Linked DNA regions of Mus musculus: region 2 is linked to region 1. A link is a loop called in an ENCODE intact Hi-C map of the cell type or tissue named here. Cell type or tissue: left cerebral cortex. All regions are shown on one strand. Each heading gives the region's core, and the rest is flanking DNA. Links, peaks and the distances in the headings are about the cores only.

Region 1 (9,882 bases), core at 1,243-9,242:
TGCATGTGACTAAAATAGCCAAGTAAAAAATAAAGTTTCAATGCCTGGGACCACTTATCCTGGTTCATCATTCCTAAGTTTTGCCTTCCATAAAGTTCCATATGGGACAAGGATACAACTTTATTGAGTTCTTTGCAATTGTATGACAAAGATGACCTTCACTCTAGATTTCAATTGCTTACCCCCCACTGGACCCCTACAGAGACCTTGTTCTGCTTGCAAGTGTTTGAGTCCACAGAGGTTCATGTGCTTGGAATTTCAACCCATTGTTGCAGTGCTGAACTGGTGAAAACTTTAAAAGGTAGGAACTGTTGGAAGGTGGTCACGTCTTAAGGCAAGGTATCATGCTGGTCTTGCAAGCCTACTATGACCTTGAAAGAGTATGCTGTAATGGAGTGAGACATCCATATATTTTGTCTTTTCTTGACTGGAGTATATCCAGTACATATATCATAAAAAAGGTCTTCACTGTCTCTATCAACAATCTATTAACAACTATTGAATGACCTCCAACTTACTACAATTTCTATCTCCAAGTCCTTTTTCGTTGGAATCACTCTCAATGCTGCAGTCATGCAAATGTAGGGTTGGTCCACATGTTCCTTTCAAATCATCTATCCTTTTCACATTGTCCATGTGCAAAGTCACATATACTTTAAATGTTTGTCCTTCATTACCTGGTTTATTCTTGGTCAGTTTTACACTACAATAAAAGAATTCCATAGACTGTGTCATTTATAAACCATAGAAGATTTTTTTTTCCAGTATAGAGGCTGAAAGTCTAAAAGCACATGGTAGTAGATGGTAAGGAACTTTTTATACATAATAACACAGAGGAAGGACAAGTGACCACATCATGGAGAGTAAAATAAAGTGAAATCATATTTATAAGAAATCTTCCTGTGATAACTCATCCACACCTACGAGAACATAGCGACCCTCATGACCTAAGCTCTTGCTTAAGGCCCCCACCTGTTATCATCATGGCAAAGGTAATTAAATTTCAACTTTAGCTTTGTAGGGGGGACAGGAAAGCTGTGGCACAAGGCTAGTGAGCAGTCCATGTTTGGTGAAAGGTTAGCAGCAAGCGGGGGTGGGGGGGTGGGGGGGAGATGTATTTTTTTAATTGGTTGTTCTTGTTGTCAGTTCCTTAATTTCACAGGGTTTGTTAAATTCATTTCCAATGCACATCAGTGTGTGAAGCTGGGGTATGCCTTCTCTCCTTCCCTTTTTCTCCTTGTCTCCCTGACACTATCTTTCTTCTTTCTCTCTCTCTTATCTCCATGTATCTCTTTCTTTCTTACACACACACACACACACACACACACACACACACACACAAACACACACCTTATATACCTGCATCTCTGACAGGGATCAGTCTCAAGAAAGGAAGTAAGGAATCTCTTTATGCTTATGATGAAGCCCACAGTTGTCATAGAGCTGGTATAACATGCATAAAGGTTTAAGAAAGTTGGGTGCAGAGAAATTAGAAGCTAGCTTTAAATGTTTGTGAAACCAATGAATGGGTGACTTGAAATGAATAAACAAATATGAAGGAAACACCTAAATGGCAACTTACATATATATAGCAGAAGGAAATACAGTGGCTATGATGCATCCTTTACACAATTACAGAACCCAAATGCAGATGGGACAAAGGCTCAGCCTACGGCAAATGGGATCTAATAGAGTCCTCATCAGCTTAGCTTGGATCACTTGAGTGTGTATCTATGGCACAGATACAGCTAGATATTGTAGAAGAGGGATTTCTGGGAAGAGAATGTTCCTGGAATAGCTACAGGATATGGGGTGGAGGAAAACCGGGTTATGGATACATATTATCCTGTTCCCAGCTACCTCTAACTCACCCCACAGAGCTTTCCCAAGATGCTCATTTCTGTTCTCCTGTCAGCACTGTCATGATTTAAAAGCTTCTTCCCCCGAGGACCACAGCCAAAGGGAGAGCTCAGAGCAGTGAGTGTTCTTATCAGCCTTTGCACAGGACCTTAAACTTCTTATGGGCACGGGCTGCTCCTTATTTGGTTCTGTGATGTGCCTGCGATGCCACCTTCTTGTTTGGCCATAAAGAGTGTTTATATTAGTCATCCACAGTTACCATAAAAAATATCAAGTTGGGTATTGTGGCTTATCTTTGTAATTCCACACAGGAGGCAAAGAGGGGGAGATTGTCATGAGTCTGTGGTCAGCCTGGCTTAGAGAGACACCTCTCTCAAACAAAATAACACCCTAAAGCCAAAACATTCAAAACCATGTCTGGCCATTTAGCTTAGGGAACATTGTGGAAGGGAAAAGAAAGTGGAAAGATTGTAAAGTTGGGGAGGAAGGTCGCCAAACTGTCTTCTGGATACTGTACTCATGAACTCCCGACAGCTGTGGTTGTCTGCACAAAATCACAGCATTGCTTCACAGAGGAGAGAGGTGGCACAATGTCCTACCCCTAGCTGAGGAGACTTGGCAACTGAAGGTTGCCAGAGTAGAGATTGCCGATTTTCTTCAGGGAAGTGGCCCCTGGTAGGTGGCCTGTGCTACCATGGGTGGCCCTCCACCATGTGCTTTGAACAGCGTATGTTGGATTCAATGAATTAAAAAGGAAGAAATGAACTTGAGAGGGAGACATGGCTGGAGGTGTTCTAGGAGAAGTCCAAGGAGGAGTGGGAGTAAATATAGTCTAATACATTATATAGATGTACAAAATTCACCAAGGATAAATAAAGATAATAAATCAAAAAGAAAACAAACCTGTGAGTTAGACAACTTGATACTCATAAGTTTATTTGATTTGTTCACAGTTGGAGAGGCTACAAGACCCAGGATGTAGTTTCTTATGTAGCCACAGCTGACCTCCAGATAGATACACTCTCACTGTGTCCTTACACAGTAAAGGAAACTCTGGGACTTCCCTTCCTCTTTTTCTAAGGACACTAGTCCTGCTGAATAAGAGCTCAGCCCCATATTCCTTCTTAAAGGCCTTTTTTGCCAGAATAGTCACAAAGCGACTGAGAGCTCTAGCATCTGGATTTCAGGCAAGGCACAATTCATCCCACAGTACGGCAGCGTAAGCATTAAGTCAGAATGGATGAGCAGGGCTTGTGGCTGTCATCTCGCTGTGGTTGCTTTAGAGAGGAAGAGTAACTGGGATTTCTTTACCCTTCTGAGTCACTCCCTCTTTAGCACCCTCCACCTAACAAACACTCAGCACAGACTGCAAAAGAGCCCATCTCAGATGAGATGGCAAATCCCAAGGGAAAAGAAGGCAGGTGTTTCTCTTGCTGTGTGAGTTTGTACAAACCAGTACAGTGCTAGCTTTTAGTCATCTAGGCCATTTCTTCATGTCAGTCACACAGGGGGCCCATGGTGGACGTCTCTAGTGAGATTTAAGACAGAATTCTCACTCAAAATGTTTATCTTTGGAGTTTTTCATATACACATATAAATACATATGTATAGTATTCTGTGTTTATATACATTTATATATAATATATGAATAAAATATGAACATATACATGCATGTACAACATATAAATGTGCACATACATACACATATACATACATATACATTCATACACATGAACATGTGCAAGTGAGCACACACACACACACACACACACACACAATTTCTTCAAGGTAGTGTGCCGGTACTTGACTTACAAAATACTTTCTGAATCCTTCAGACCCATATTTTTAACACTATGGGGGTGGGGAGAGAATGAATCTGGATAAGATCAACTTTAATTTACTTCTTTGGGTCCAACTCAGATGCTGTGAAATATTCCCATTAGTAGCAGAAAACGCTGCCATTTGTTGGAGACCTGGTCTGTTCTTAACAAAGAATTTTACCCATGATTTGCTTACAGCAGCAGTTCCCAAGGTATGGGTTGAGATGCCTTTGGGGAACTGAACAGCCCTTTCACAGGGATCGCCTAAGACCATGGGGAAACATGGATATTTTTGTTATGATATGTGACAGTAGCAAAATTACAGTTACGAAGTAGAACTGAAAACAATTTTATGGCTGGGAGTCAGCACAAACTGAGGAATTGTATTTAAGGATCACATTAGGAAGGTTGAGAACCGCTGTCTTACATCACGCCCTCTTCATGGGTCACAGCTGCCATTTTACAGGCCATTGTAAGGTATTTTTAAATTATCAACCAAACAGTGGCGTCTACTTAAAATGTATGGCTATTACTTTTCCTAATGGCCCCTAAGTTGTAGATATAAATACTAATTCTGTAGTAAATGGAACTTGTAGATATTTCCTTCAGCCTAGCGAAGGTGTGACAATCAGGGAATCACCTTGGAGAGTTGATTTTTATTCCTGAGGCTCCCCTCAGAAGGTGGCATTATCACCCTGAGCTTGCGTCTGGCCACATCACCATGAGAAGATCAAATAAATTACTACCTGGCTCATGGTTATGTGGAGCCAAGAGTTGAGTCCAAGGCTGGGAGGCTCTGAAACCCATCCCCCAGCGTACTGCTCTCCTGAGGACTTAAGGAAGATCAGCTCTTAAGACTGTCAGAGCTAAAACAGGCTTCCCACTAATCCAGCTGGTCACACAGCTGATTAATGTTGAATTATCTGGGATCAGGTCTCCTGATGGCAGCTTGTGCATTATTTCCTCTTCAATGAACTCTTTCTTCCCAGCTTCGGACAACCACTTTTAATGGCCTCTAGGGGTTTCACGGTCAAATGTAAAAGGTGTTTTACTACCTGAAGTACAGAAAAATGAGGGTCTCTGGGAGAGAATACCAAAACTAATTATACGGGGTCAGGCATTAGTTTGCAGAGAGAGAAGAACAAACGTAAGGGGTATAACTTGGTAAACACACTGATATAAGATGTGTCCCTGCTCTAGGAGTATCTGTAAGATAACAATGTCATGAGGCAGGGTGTTAAGGACTTTGAAGTAGATATAACCAGGAAATTGGATGAAATAAAAGAAAGAGGAAGGCTGAGCACGTGCTATTGATGTATGGGCACCACAGGCATCTCTGCATTGCCTGGCTGATGGAGAAAATCCTGTACAACATACCTGGTGATGTGGGGTATGAATAACTGATCTCTGGGGGTTTCCCCAAGGCTTCTTTCCTCTATGCAGTTTATAGAGTGCTGCATCCACCCCAGTGCTCTTACCCACTGAGCCATCTCACCAGCCCTCTTCATTGTTTTCTACTGGCTTCTTTATTCTTCATTTGCTTCCCTCTTCAGCTATGCCCACCCCAGCCTTCTCTTAGCATTCCAATTTCCCTTCTGTGCTTTCCCTGCCACCACATCCTCGCACTCACTCCCCGCTCACTTTATCCCTCTGAGCATTCATCCTCATCTTCTCTTCCTCTTCTTTCTATGGAGCCTGGTATATTGCACGCCTCTGCTCTTCCTTCTCTCGGCCTCCAGAACAGAAGATGAAATTTGCCACTCTGACAAAGAGAACAAAAGCCAAAAGTCCCTACTAAAGTTACAAGGACAGCAATTTTTCTTTTTAGGGGATTTTAATTTTAAAATGAGAAAAAAAATTTTTTTCAGCCTCCTCCTCCTCCCCCAACCCCTGCTGTGCTCGCACTGCTGTGAGCCTCAGGGAAGGCTGGGAGCATCCAGAGAGGGACAGCCAGATAAAAAGCTGCTCCTTGGTTCAGAACATTTCTGCGCTCCTGTTCCCTCCCATCCTCGCTCCTTTTGACTGTGTTTGTCTGGGATCCAGGCAGAAAATGGTAGAATTAGCATTTTTAATAAAGGAAACTGGAGAAAAGGGAGGCAGCTCAGGAAAGCTGAAGGAGGGAAGGAAGCCCAAATCTACTGACAGTCAACACTCCCCTTTTAGAGCCAGAGAGAGCTCAAGGTGGGGGCAGGGGAGGCAAGCAAGAGAAGCCAGAGTTTGGAGTTTACAAGAAGTACTCAGGCTGATATAATTGGAGCTTTGAGCACAGGCAGAAACAGTTGGGAGGTGGGAAATTGCTGTGCTGGATTGAGTTTGGCTCAACTTGATACTGAGGCCCAGCTTTGTGAAATGGTTTCTAATTTAGCCCATTTTCTCTGTCTTCCTGGAATGAGCCATTATTCGTCCATTACCAGCAAAAAATCATGGTCCAAGCTAACCCCTTCTTTTCTTTTCTCCTCTTCCTCTTCTTCACTTGCTCTGTAGGAAAGCAGAAGAAATTCACCAGAGGCGGGGGACAACATGTACCCTTCATTTAAAAAGAGAAAGTGACCCCCACTTTCGGAGACCTGGTGTGACTGGCATCCTCTTCCCTCTTTCCCGTGTCACAGGCTATGGATGCAAAACTTTAATGGAGTTGCTAGGTTTGCGTTGTTTTGTGTGTTTGGCCATTGGACCTCCGCAGGATGAGGCTTAATTGGCTCTTTTCCTACCACTGAAAGGGATGGAAAATATCGCCAGGCGAAGGTTACTGTTTTCCAAAGAAAGTGGCAGTGATGAGATCTAATGCCTCTGACAGCTGGATAAAAAGTTGCTAAATAAGAATAAATTGAATGTCTAAGCCCACAGTCATTCAGAAGGTAACAGAAACCCCAAACACCGAAATGAAGCACCTTGTCACACACAGCATTCTTCTTCCACCACACTTATAACCCCATGGGAGTCAAAATAGTAGCAAATGTATTTCATTTTCTTAAACTCAATTCTGTAAAAGATCAGGACAAGTCAAAACTGGGTGAATACTCTTTTTTTTTTTTTCCTTTGACCTGAGTTTCAGCCTATTAAATACTTAAGACCTCTTCCTTGGTGCAGTGTCAACTGGGTAATTGCGGACATCTCACATATTTAGACTTGATGCTAATCCTGCAGCATTAACAAAAGAGTGACTGCCACAGCCAGTGTTCCTTACATATGGATTTGACCATTTTAGCCTCATTCAAACAGACAGTAGAATGTGTATGTTTGTATAAATTCTTATTTCCATCTGGCCTATATATCTTATTCCTGAAATTTGATTTCTTTCATCAGAAAGCTATCCTACCTTCCCTTGTTCTTGCAGTGATGACCTGGTATAGATACCAGGCATCTAAATGTTAAATAAATAAGATTAAAATAAAATATGTAAGATCCTTACATCAAAGAACATTTCTTAAGAACGGGGAGCAACAAATAGCTCTTAGGTTCTGTCAAGGAATAAATACCATCTCTGAGTTTAGGATCCAAAAGTAGGATTAACATCACTTGGATACTTAAAAGCACATTTAGGTTAGTTAGAGTGTGGGTTTAGACCCAGAACCAAGTTTCTCTGAGGGAGTGAGAAATTCACTTGGAAGGTTCTTTGTTACTATATCTAGCGCTACATTGTGTTTTCCCCTCATTTCTATTCATTTGAATATATGCCTTGACCTCCTTCTATTCCCATAGTGACACTAGGCTACACATTTGAGGATCTGAAAAGCACCTGTTTTCAGACATTGTCTGCATGTCCTTTCTCTTCAGAGGTTTCAAAGGGTCCTTGGCTTCTTTCCATTGACAGATTACATTATTTTCCCCAGTAGCTCTCCCCACATCACAGTTCTTGACTCTAGTCCATATGCTTGTTTCCAAAATGTTGCCTCCAATCCTCACCCCTATTCTTATTTTTATGCCCCATCTCTAACTGCTCCTGGATCTCTGTTCATGGAGTTGCTATAAGTATCTAAAATTAACCTGTCCAGAATGGAACACGAAGCCTACTCCCACATGGATATCTGCTCTAACTCCCATCATCTTGGCCCATATAAATAGCATCATTTATCCACCATCTTACCTTATAAATAGCATCATCTACCCTGCATTCTTCCAGATGAAAAAGTTGGGGACAAGTCTCCATATTCCTCCGCAATTACCCTATCCACTTTCTCATTCACATGCCTACTTTGAATCACCAGATCCAATTCATTCATATTGGAAATGCCTCTTGAAACTACTCGCTTCTTTTCTTTGCAAAGCTGTTGGACCCCAATAATGCTCCAGTGTCCTCAGACACTATTAATGCCTTTCTAATTACCCTGTCATTGTGCCCACCTCTGAAAGAGAGGAAGGGAGGATGAAGCCAGGGGATCCTTTTGGGGAGTGGAGGTATTGGTGGTAGGGAAGAGGAGAAAGAGAGGGAGGAAGGAAAGAGTAAGCAATGGGGATCCCTTTTGAGGAGTAGGGCAGTGAATGTGCACAGTTCCTTCAGGGAAGATGGTCCACTCATGCTGTGGGTTCTCAAAAAGAGAGGTATGAAGGCAAGGAGAGAAAAAGGAAAGAGAGGTTAGACTCCAGTCAGCCTGGGTGGTGCCCGGTAGGAAATGGGAAGCTGTGAAGAGCTTCCTGTGAGATTAATGGTGATGGTGTCACAGGAGTGGTTTTAGATAGGCTAACTACTGGCCTAAGGCCAAATCAGACCTCCCATCTCTCTTTGTAAATAAGGTTTTACTGTTAACACAGTTTGGGTATTATCTGTGGGCTACTTCCCTGCTACAGTGTCAAAGTCATGTGGTTGCAGCAGGAATTACAGAAGCTACAAAGCTAAACCTATTTATCATGGAGCTCGTAACAGAAAAAGCTTGACAACCTCTACATTGTATGAGGACAGCTCAGTCTCAGAGGTATTGACACCTGTTATGAGGCTAACGTCATTCATAGGATGTATTCCAATGCCCCTGTCGTTCCTCCACTACATATATGTAGTAACCAACCCCCAAGCCGTCACAGTGGAAAGCTTCAGCCTTCAGCATTAATTGTGGCAAGAACATCAGTACAGGAGTCAATGTAGGAGTCTATTGCCACGAGGACAGCAGACGTGATGATAACAGCAAATACAACCACTGTGCTGCCTCTGTGCCTGCCATTATGGCTCATGTTATATGCCTTAACCTTTTCAATTTGTCCACAATCCTATGAGGTAGATACTGTCCCACCAATACCTTCCCATGAGGTTCAGATGGTTATCAGTGTACACAGAAGGAAATGAGATGGGGGAGGGGGGAGTTTTTTCAAGGTCAGGTACCCATGGCACAATGACACTGTAGAAAATGAAACACTATGGACTATCTACTTCCCCCATTTCAGACCGTTTTTGTTTCATTCTAACTGTAGAGAGCTAGAACATCTCTTCAGGTGTTAGCTTTCCGGTATGATATAGCTTGGGTTGCCAAAATGGCTGCTTTGATCCATACTAATGTTGTTTATAGTTTGACCAAAGTTTAAAGTAGTCATTTCTAATGCCCTTCTCTACTATGGACTGATCAGAACCCTTTCCTGATGCGTAGCCAGCTTAATCTAATACCTGGACTTAATACCAATTCCAGCGCCTTCCCAGTTAGTTCGTTAGTTCGTGCCTAGCAGGTAAGTGCACTGTTGTGAAGAGAATTAACCAGAAAATAAACGTGGAAAGCCTGGAAGACATTCATGAAGAGGAGTTTTTTTTTTTTTTTTTTTTTTTTTTTTTTTTTTTTTTGAGGATCAAGAAAGCTAGTCTGAGAATCAGCTTCAGGGGCACTGACCTCAGCAGACTTGTCATTCTATGAATGTATCGGGGTGTTCATGTGAACAGATGGGGTGGCTGGTCACCCCTGCAGCAAGAAAATGCCACCTTTCTTCCATTCACAAAATAACCTAGACAGGAGAGAGTGTAACAAGAAAATAGCTAGGACTAGAGATTTTGGTTTGAAAGTAAATTTGTCCATTCAGTGGAAAGCAGGGATCTAGTGGGGCTAATGGGGCACAGAACGAATGTCTAAGTAAAACAGTTTTGGCTCTGGACGCAGGGAGCAGGTGAGGCTGAGACTGCACACCTTTTGCTTTGGCTTTGGGCTAGTGTCTGAGGCACCAAGGCAACCCCCTTGGTAGCAACAAAGCCACAGAGTGGGGACAATGAAAGCACAATGCAATTGTT
Region 2 (9,882 bases), core at 596-8,595, 190 kb before region 1:
TTTCAACCTGTAATTAACAAATAAAATGTGATCCTCACGTCTTTCCGTTGCAATGGATAGTTTGGTAAATAATCTTGAAAAATACAGTGGTAGCTCTTCTGTCTCCCTGCCACACTAAAACATGTCTGTTTTGAAAAAACGAAAAAGTCAGGAAAGGGGAGGTCACATGATGGCAGAGAGGGCACAGGAGGGACTTCGAAGATTAAGATTAAGTACAGACAAGTATGTCCTCGTTTTTTGGAGAGAGAACCTGAAGATCATTCACTTAGTTATTTTTACTATTACACTCCCTACCCCTTTAAAAAACAAACAAACAAAAAAAAAAACAAAAAAACCAGACTAAACCAAAAGGCCTCTCACCAACTCACTCTGGGCATGTGAGCTGAGGGCTATATTGCTTTAGAAAAGCTTCCAGTGGGCTGAGTCACAGTTAGCTAGGTCCCTCCTCAAATAAATATAGGCCATGTAGGCTATTTGTGTTTCTTGCTTTTAAATTTCAGAAACCCATGCCCAGAGGCTCCCTCTGGGCCGCTCTTGACCTCTCCTTCCATGTTCTCTTTCTTTTTATGTCTCAGGCTCCTCCTGTCTCAAGCTCTGCCCTTTCTCCCCCATTAACCTGCTACTGCTCTGCAGGGCCTGGCTAGCGCGGTTTAAAAGAAATACACTGTCTGCCACCGATGGAAATCTAACTTCTGGTCCCTATATTAAAAACTAAAAGAAATGAACAAAAAAACTGGATTTTTTTTAACCCAGCATATCTGAAATATTACATCATTTAAATCTAAAATCAGTGTAAAATAGTGATATTTTTACATTGATTTTGTTTGTGTGTGTGTGTGGGTGGGTGGGGGGTGTTCTTAGAAACAGAGTCTCTTATATCCCATGCAGGCCTCCCATTCTCTATACAGTTGAGAATAACCTTGAACTTCTGATCTTCCTGCCTCTACCTCCTAAGTACTAGGATTAACAAGTGTGTGTCACCAGGCTTGGTTTATGTGGTGCTAGAGACAAAATCCAGGGCTTGAGGCATGTTAGGCAAGGAACATGTCAACAGAGCCACATACCCAGTTTCTTATAATTCTTTGTTTGTTTGTTTGTTTGTTTTTTCGAGACAGGGTTTCTCTATGTAGCCCTGGCTGTCCTGGAACTCACTCTGTAGACCAGGCTGGCCTCGAACTCAGAAATCTGCCTGCCTCTGCCTCCCAAGTGCTGGGATTAAAGGTGTGCGCTACCACTGCCTGGCTCTTATATGGCTTTTGAAAAAGTAAATCTTTTCAATTTTACAATCCTGGCATGCATTTCAAGAGCCCCTGAGCTACCTGTGGAGTTCTTGGGTGGATTTTTGCCTGCAGTGGCTCCTAATTTTACCCAATCCAGCACCCCAGGTATTTTAGCATTGCAACTGAGTTTGAGAAAAACAAATGATGGGACAGGACCAGCCACTGAAGATGGCAGAATATGATGATGGTATTCATACTTTCCTCTGCATATCAGAGTGATAATTTAAAGAGGACCAACCTGCACCAGTAGGTTAGAGAAGTCTAGCCCACTGCAGCCATCATAATTTAGCCTTCTGACACTTCCTTCCCAAACAGAGCAGGATTTCCTCCAAAATTATGAACAACACATCATGGGCCCAGGACTCTGGCTCAACCCTGAACATGGCAGTGTACATTTCTGAAAAGTAAAGAGAGAAGAAGTCCTATGCACAGCCCAGCTACTGGCCATTAGCATAAGGGTGCTAGTAGAAACAAGGGTGACAGGTAGGATTAAGGTAGGATCTTCAAGAGAGAGCTAATGTCTCTTAAGAGCTGGTTTGAGACTGTACTCTTGGACCAAATACACAGAGAGTCTGCGCTCCCAGGGAACTCCCTCCAGATCTCAGAGAAGTTAGGGAGGGGACTGTGGCAAGTCATTCTCTTCTCATGTCCAAAGGGAGCGTTCCCTATTGTAAGGATGGAGCCATTCACACAGTGGCGTGCAGCCTGAGTGATGCTTCAGACCAACTCCTAGAACAAGTGTGTGTGTGTGTGTGTGTGTGTGTGTGTGTGTGTGTGTGTGTAACTGGCTGCAGCCTTCTCCTGTGAGACAGCAGCAGCCCTTAGACTCCCCTTGGTTCTACCCAGGCTGACACCATGCCTCTCCCTTCTTTGCTCTGCTGAACAATCACAGAACCCCGTGGTACAGCTGCGGGCAGTACCACTCCCCACCCCCTCCTGTCTTTTTTTGTGGTCTCCTCCTTTGTGACTGCAACAGCATATGTTTTATTAAAAGGGAAAGAGAAGAGGAGACAAGAGGTTATGTACATGGGCATGCTCAAGAATCTTAAGATTGGAAATCTTCTGCTCAATGCTAAATGCCTAAGGGCTTTGGCATTTTGCCGGTTCCAAGTAAACCCCAAGAGGAACATTTGGGTGGAGAAATAGGAAATGGGGGAAAATCAAAGCTCTCTCTTAAAGGATTCTGATTCTAAAATATGAGAAGTCTTTTCTTGTGTTCTCTTGAAATTTGCCTGCCTTCCCCAACATCGTCATTCAAATTTTTTTTTTGATATAAAGTTGATAGGCTCTCTGACCTTGAGTAAAGCTTTTCCCATTGTATGTGGCTTAGACCTGAGAGTGGATGGAAGGCCAGGTAACATTTCCAATGTCTAGCAATATGCCCAGTATTTCAGAGCCCTGTCAGGATCCTAGATCAACTTCCGCTAGGCCGTACATGTTTAATACAATGAACACAGATACATAGGATTTCCAGGTTGCAAGAGAGGTGGCCCCAAAGGCCCATGCAGACCATGCTGGTTTCAGCTTCTCCCTGTGCCTGTGTTCCAGTGAGGGACTTGATCAACTAGAGCCCGTTAGCCCTGCTCTGCCTACCCAAAATATTCCACTCTAACTCTCATGGCTCCATTCTAATTCTCCCTTCGTGAAATACTGATAGCTCTTATTATTAGTACAGATCAATGGCTGATTAATAGGGTCAGCCTTTTGACTTCTCTTGTATTGAACTTCTGTTGAGAATACATCATCATTTACCTTTGCCTGGACATAGGCCTATTTTCCCAAGTAGACTACAAAATCATGGGGTTAAAGTTTCCTAAGGTTTTTTTTATCCCTCTGTGCCTTGATGTACTGCCAGAGGAGGACCCCCCAAATCACATCACAGCCTCCTTGCTTTGTAACGTATAAAGCAACCAAGTCAGATCGCAAACACTGAGATGGAACTATGCCTTAGAAGGAGCCCAGGGGACTGAGGTTAATTAGGAAGCAGTAAGACCCAGGCCTCCATTCCATGAGTTTTCCTACTGCTGTGTGTCCTGTGTAAGACAGATCTTCTTCTGGGGTTCTCTGCACTCCCCTTTCCAAGAAGAAGACTGAAGTCTTTCACGCTCTACATCTTAGGATAACCAAAGACAAAGGAGACTATAAGCCATCTGAGAATTATGTAGAGGACTTCTGTAAATGCTCCCAGCTCTTTGGGAAAGGAGCTCTTCAAAATATATGCAAGGACTTATTATTTAATAAGAAGAAAGAATGGCTCTCCAGAAGTAATACCACACAGTGCTCGCTTAAACACTAGCTAGGAACCTGAACACTGAACATTCCAGCCAGTGCAAAGTGCCCACACATTATCTCCAGTCCCTTCAGATTACCTCTTGTTTGTGAGTGGAGAGGGATTTTGGAGCACCCTCCCTGAGGGATAGGTCTAAGGTGGTGCTCCCAGGTGCAAGCCTGTACCTTGGGGAAGAGGATCAGGAGGAGTTGATGACGCAGGGAGCAGGGACGTTCTGTGCCCTCTGGCTTTGCTCAGTAAACAACCTGTCAGGAGGCCAGAGAGGAACACTCTGAAGGGGATCTTGAGGTCCAGGAAGAGATGTTTCCCATTCCCCAAACCAGGCCAACACAAGAAGAATCGGGCCCTTCTGTCCTCCCCAGCGTTTACCTCCTCTGACTTTTCTTGTTTCCACACTGAACACATACCACTCCATTCTGGGAAAGGAAAGACAACTCCATTTTTTTGTAAGGCGAAAGAAGTAAGAGTCAAGAATGCTTCTGGCTTCCCCATGGCTGCAGCCCAGCTGTCAAACCCCTTAAAACCAGCTGTTTTCCAGCAGCCAAGATTCTGGTCTGACGCTTGCTCTCAAACACAGTCTCCTTGCTCGGCATCTTTCCAAATTCTTCTTTCCTCACAGAAGCAGAGCATGCATCTTTTCCCAGAGTGGGTAGCAGCTATGGTACTGGTAAGATAGATCACTGTGGCAGCATTGCTTGGTCATGCTCTCAGTGCTACATAGCAACTCATTCCAGGTGAGAAGGAACTCATGAGGGCCATGTCATAAACAAACAAACAAACAAACAAAAACCAGGCATACAACTGTGCAAAATCAAGAGGGAAAACACATAGACTTCAGCATCACTCTAGCTGTTTCCTGATGTCATCAGACTGCCCCCCAGGGGATTTAGTAGAATCCTATAGCTTCCTGGTTAATACAGGCATTGCATATCTTCCAAGAGCCTGGCCAGGGGGGCGAGGAAAGCAAAGGAATCAACATACACTTGTCTAGAGAAGACCTGGGGAGAAATACTTAACTCACAGTGTATATGTTTAATTCTTCTTATTGGCCTATGCTAACATATCACTGGCCCTGTTGGATACGGTCCGGATTTTATTTCATAATTGATATTCTCTTAGCACATTTGTTCCTACTCAGGGCAACCTGCTCCCAGGACAGGGAAAGCATACATATGGTTCTTTACAGAAAGGTCTGTTCAATCACATTACAGTGCATCCAGTTGATTGTTAGTTAATATTTGGCTTAAGTCTATATACCCTGGATAAATATGTACCGTGAAGAAAGACTGCTTGGTGAAGAGAGAACTCCTCTGGGCTAGAACAGCAGTGTACAAGTTCATCCTCCTACTGGGTAGCGACACCCCAGGCATCATGGCCCGAGCAGGGGCTAGGCAGAGATGCTTAGTGTTTCTGTGAGCAGCCAGCTTCCTTCATACAGCTGTGAACACACACACACACACACACACACACACACACACACACACACACACACACACACACACACACACAGCTGTGTATGAACAGGGAAAACACTCTGATAGATAGTCTCAACAGACCCTTCCCTTCAGCACAGCAATATTCTCCCTGTAGTGTCTCCAGTGTACTACCAGGATTGACTCAGTCGATTGGGGTTTCTGTTATACCACCCAAAGGAGACTATGGGATTCACTCCTAGGAATTATTTTTGTCCCTCATTACATGTTCATAGAAGAAATAGACTGGCCTCTAAAGCATGCCACAGGGCTTTAATGACCATGTGAATACAGCTATATTGCACAAAAGAATACCAGGTCTTTAGGGTCCTCCCCAAACACAGTGAACCTCGTGCAGTTCTGTCCGGCATCAGCTAGGCAAGCAAAAGTCCTTGTCATCCTCTGCAATTATGGAGCCCGAATGAATTTTCGAAAGCTAATGGGAGTTGCACTAACTTTAAGGACTTAAACCAGGCAAAAAAAGAAAAAAAAAAAAAAAAACCAATATAGGTCAGGCAGAGTGCCCAAGCTCTGTGACAGCCATGCGACACCAGGAGGCGATTCCAGAGTCAGCTCAAACCCAAAGTCCACTGCTAAGCTCCACCTGACAGAAACTACGGGGTGGAATGGGAGTTATTCCTTTTGCTTGCAATTGCCAGGCACCAGACAAGAAGGTTGAATGAGGACTCATGAAAATCACAACGAAAGGTGATACAGAAAACCCAGGGGTACAGACCCCTGCACGATTACCTTGAATCCTTGTAAGAGTCCTTCTTGCTGTATCAGCTGCTCCCCAAACCACCAAGGACTGCGAGGAGACTCCCAAAAGACGCCTGATTTTTGTGCAACATCTCCAGTGGCAGCCTTCCAAAGTTTTTACTTCATGATTTCTTGTGGCTCTTTCTCCTTTGGGGAAATATGAAATGCCACCCCCTCAGCTTGTGAGAGGGAACGGATGTCTCTTTTCAAATTCTCCTGCTCTGGGCTTTGCTGTCGCCGCCGCCGCCGCGGCGGCAGCTTTTAGACCACTTGCCTGCTGCCTTGCCGTGGAGCAGCGAGCATCCCAGGCACCCACAGCATCTGTGAAGTGGGATCAGCACTAGGCTGGGTCGCACGCGGCGTGGGAGAGGTGAGGAAAGTGGGAAGCCAACTGAGAAGTCCCCTGTCCCTCGACCGAGGTGAAACCCAAGATCTTGCCTTCTTTTTTTTCCAACTCTAAAGAGACTCACCCGCCCTGTCATCCGAAATCTGTGCCTTGTACATGGACAGAAATCGTTCCTCAGGCGTCTGGGCTCCTTCGGCTGCCTGAGGACCTGCTGGTGTCCTCGGAGCGCGCGGCAGGTGCATTTCCAAGTCCTCCGGAACCCGTCGAGCTCAGCGGAGGCGCTGCGGGTTGAGCCGCGAGCCGCGCGGCAGGCAGGCGGATTCCATCCTGGAGCTGCAGCCCGGCGCGTCCCCACTCCGGCTTCCCGGTCCGTACCTAACCAGTGTCACCTGCAGACTCAGACACCGGATGAGTGTCTTAAGATAACAATGCTGCCCTGCCTGCCTCTCTCGTTCTTTCTTATGCACGTAGGTTGGCAGCCAATAGGACCCTGCGCCATACTCACCACAGGCTCCCATTGGCTGTGAAGCCTGGCAGGAGGCGGGTTCTGAGGCCTACCGGCAATCTCCTTTGGCTAGCTGGCAGGCTGGGGTACCAGCTCTGTTAACCCTCCCAGCTTTTTGCAGCAGCGACTTTTTCCCCCTCCCCGCAGTAAGGATAAGGAAGAATTGGATAAATTCGCGGCTGCGTGTGGCGTTGGGAGTGAGATTGGAGCGTGTCAGAGGCTGAGGAACAAGAAGTAGACTGGGAACTAATTACATTTGCTTTGGTCTTCTGAGTTACAATATTCATTCGTCCCAGCCCATTTTGTTTGCTTGCTTAACCAGAACTCCCAGAGATGGGGACCCATTTGAGCCATTTTCCTTCTAATTTGAGGTTTCATTTAGTTGTTCTGTGCTTTTTAAACCTCCTGAATTACTTAATTAGAAGTGAGCCCCCAAGTGAGAAATAGCTCTCTCTCTCTCTCTCTCTCTCTCTCTCTCTCTCTCTCTCTCTCTCTCACACACACACACACACACACACACACACACACCCCGGGGCCGGGGGCGGGGGGGGGGGAGGGAGGGGGTAAAGAGGGAGGCAAAAGACCACAGGAGCTCTGTGGTAAGATGACCAGGCAGAGAATCGCTGAACAGCTAAATTGAGACACCTCACGCCCCACACCAGACCTGTAGGGACAACAGCAAAGAGGAGAACTTGGGGATTCTGGGGAGACCTCTGAAATGGCCTGCGTCCAAAAAGAAAGAGAATTGTTTTGCCTGTGATGGTTTCCTTCTGTGTGTCTCCTTTCACTCCAGTGGCTGTCAGGAAGAGGGACTCGCATTTTTTAAAGGAAGACTAGAGAAAGGAGAACAGGACAAGCCTTGTTTCTGAGAAGCAGGTGCTGTCTGCTGAGCCTGTGAAAGGGAAGTCCGGGCAGTGGGTAAGGGAGGGAGAAAAGGAGGGAAAGAAGGAAAGAAGGAGGAATAAAGATATTAACTTTAATTGAATGGATGTGAACGATATGTTTTTGATGTTCTAATAAATGTGTGAGGCTGAAATGCATCCTACTAACTGGCGAACTACACTAAATTTTGGAAAGAGCCGTTGTTGAAGAAAGATAAGTTGAAAGTGGCAAGGGATGTGGGGGAATTCCCAGTGAGTCACATGATGAAGGCCTATATAGAGGAGAATAGGCAGAGAGGGAGACAAGTGTCTCCATTTAGTTTCCTTGAGTTGAGAGCAACATCGGAGATTGTTTTGGAAAGAAGTAGACAAAACAGAGGGCAGAGGTTAGATGTACACAGAGGAAGGATATATCTGGGGTTAGGTATAAAGTGCCCCTTTAGCCAGATGCTCTGAAAGAGTGAGGAAGTCTAGAAACTGCTTCTTATCTACAAACCCCCACCCATTTCCATCATATCTGATCTCTACTTGTTTTCTACTCTGCATCTCACCCAAGTTATTCCTTCTACACTCTGCAGGAGTCTGGCTATAAAACATGCCAGAGAATGGCGGTCCTGTGGAGTCCCCAGATCTTCAACTAAGATAAAATATCTAAATAAACTACTGAGAGTTTAACTGCTCCTGACTGTGGAGCCAGTTGTTCCTGAGATTCCTAGAGACAGAGGCCCACTGAACCTAACCCACGTAAGAACGCTTTGGAGGTCTTCCTGTGAAATAACTTGAGGGAGTGAGGGAATGGATGAATGGTAGGACAGGTGTAACTTCTGTCAATGGAAAGAAGGAAAGTGCCAGGATTTCTCAAGAAGGGACAGCCAATCAAAATCTTGATGAAAATCAAGAAACTTGGCTGTGTTTTCTTAAATCACCCATGATATTTTAATGAAGAAAATCACACACTAAAAAAACCTACAAATGTTCATCTGATGAAGGTACTTTGAGGTAACTACTATTCACTTCATTTCCAACATTACAAGAAGCAAACATTGATTCTTTCTTAGTAAATCTAATAACAGCCCAAAGAGGACTACTATGCAAATACCCACTCCCAAAGAATTTCACTCTCTCTTAAACCGTGAAAATATAGAATATTAGGAGGATACAGTGCTCTACACCTTATTTCTTCCACTCACTAATGTCTTGGCCACAAGAAGCTGATGATCATCTGAGTTAGTCCCACCCTTTAACTGTTGCTGCACACATACTATCTTTTCTTCTAAATGAATATAAAAGTCAAGGAATATAAATCACTACATTTACTTTTTAGACCAACAGTATATGAATTCTTGTGGCAATGTTTCAAAAGTCCACTTCCGTCTGAAACAGTTATGTCATGTAACAAGACAGTGGAGAGGGTTATTGTCACTGAGCAACAACTAAATGTCTGAATGTGTGAGATCTTTTTGTGCAATCTCATTTCCTTCTCATGAACTCCAAGCAAGTTATACATTGTTATTATTTATGTATTAGTATTATTGTTGTTTAAATTCTACAAATAAAAACATTTAATGCAAGACACTGTTTTCAGTGTCTGAACTGAATGTGCATATGCGTTTGCATGCATGTACGTATTCGGTGAATGGAATGGAATGATGAGAACGGGAAGTGATGCAATTTCTCATTTCCAAGATGAGGCTGGAGGTTTATCTGAGTAGTTTGGATAACCTAAGGAATGAAGAGCACTGTGACGAGAAGGGCCTAGGAGTGAGGATGGGAAACAGCCTCATCTTCATTGGTGTGTATGTGTGTGAACACATAGTTTGGGGAGTTAGTGATCAGGGAATGAAATACTTGACAGTGAGCAATCAACCTAGGGGAATAAGTGTAAGAAATGAACATTTTAAATTTTCAAACCACAGAATTCTGGTACCTGAGCTCTTGGGTATAGAGTTGGCTTATGAAGAAAGCAATCCAAAGGTATTAAGAGTCATAAAAAGAAGCCACTGACATTTAAATATAAAACAGTGAACCTCAGAGAAGAAGTCAGGCTTACACCTTACAAAACTTGGTATTTTTAAATAACATGCTTTATTTTAAATAAGTTTATATTAAAATTATTTTATATTTAATATACTTAGTAAGTTTATAGTTAAATAGTATATTTTAAATAATATAAACACTTGCATGTATACTATTTATAGAATGGGATATGGATAGAGATAATTGAGCTTATTCTCTTCATGAGAAACTAAAGATGGGCACAGTTCAAGTTCTCCTCCAAAGGAGAGTGTGAGGCCAAGCTTTGACCCACATATGTGGCTTTGCTACAGCACATCACTGCTACACATAAGA

Evidence for each region. Hi-C counts contacts between places; a loop is a spot of excess contacts. Peaks named below come from ENCODE experiments on the same cell type or tissue, not always from the same donor. Only the 100,000 strongest peaks of a DNase experiment are listed, where the experiment ranks them.
Region 2: a loop joins it to region 1, with 6 times the contacts of the local background. A loop is called at or near these places in 2 of 42 quality-filtered maps.

What each region holds. Positions count from the first base shown.
Region 1 is chr1:158,542,143-158,552,024 of GRCm38, forward strand. All of the region lies in intron 8 of Astn1 (astrotactin 1), which reads left to right. The region is part of intron 1 of Gm37679 (a long non-coding RNA gene); the gene reads right to left. Among named protein-coding and RNA genes, the nearest start is that of Gm37679, 7.3 kb to the right of the region's middle. In left cerebral cortex, for the core only: no CTCF peak of the experiment used is centred there; DNase peaks (open chromatin) are centred at 3,157, 5,790, 7,338 and 7,637; H3K27ac peaks cover 5,957 bases.
Region 2 is chr1:158,349,725-158,359,606 of GRCm38, forward strand. It overlaps Brinp2 (bone morphogenic protein/retinoic acid inducible neural-specific 2), which reads right to left and starts at 6,536. Exons shown (of 8, transcript NM_207583.2): 1 at 5,793-6,536. In left cerebral cortex, for the core only: CTCF peaks have their summits at 4,470 and 5,593; DNase peaks (open chromatin) are centred at 2,223, 4,193, 4,936, 5,236 and 4 more places; H3K4me3 peaks cover 4,978 bases; H3K27ac peaks cover 3,397 bases.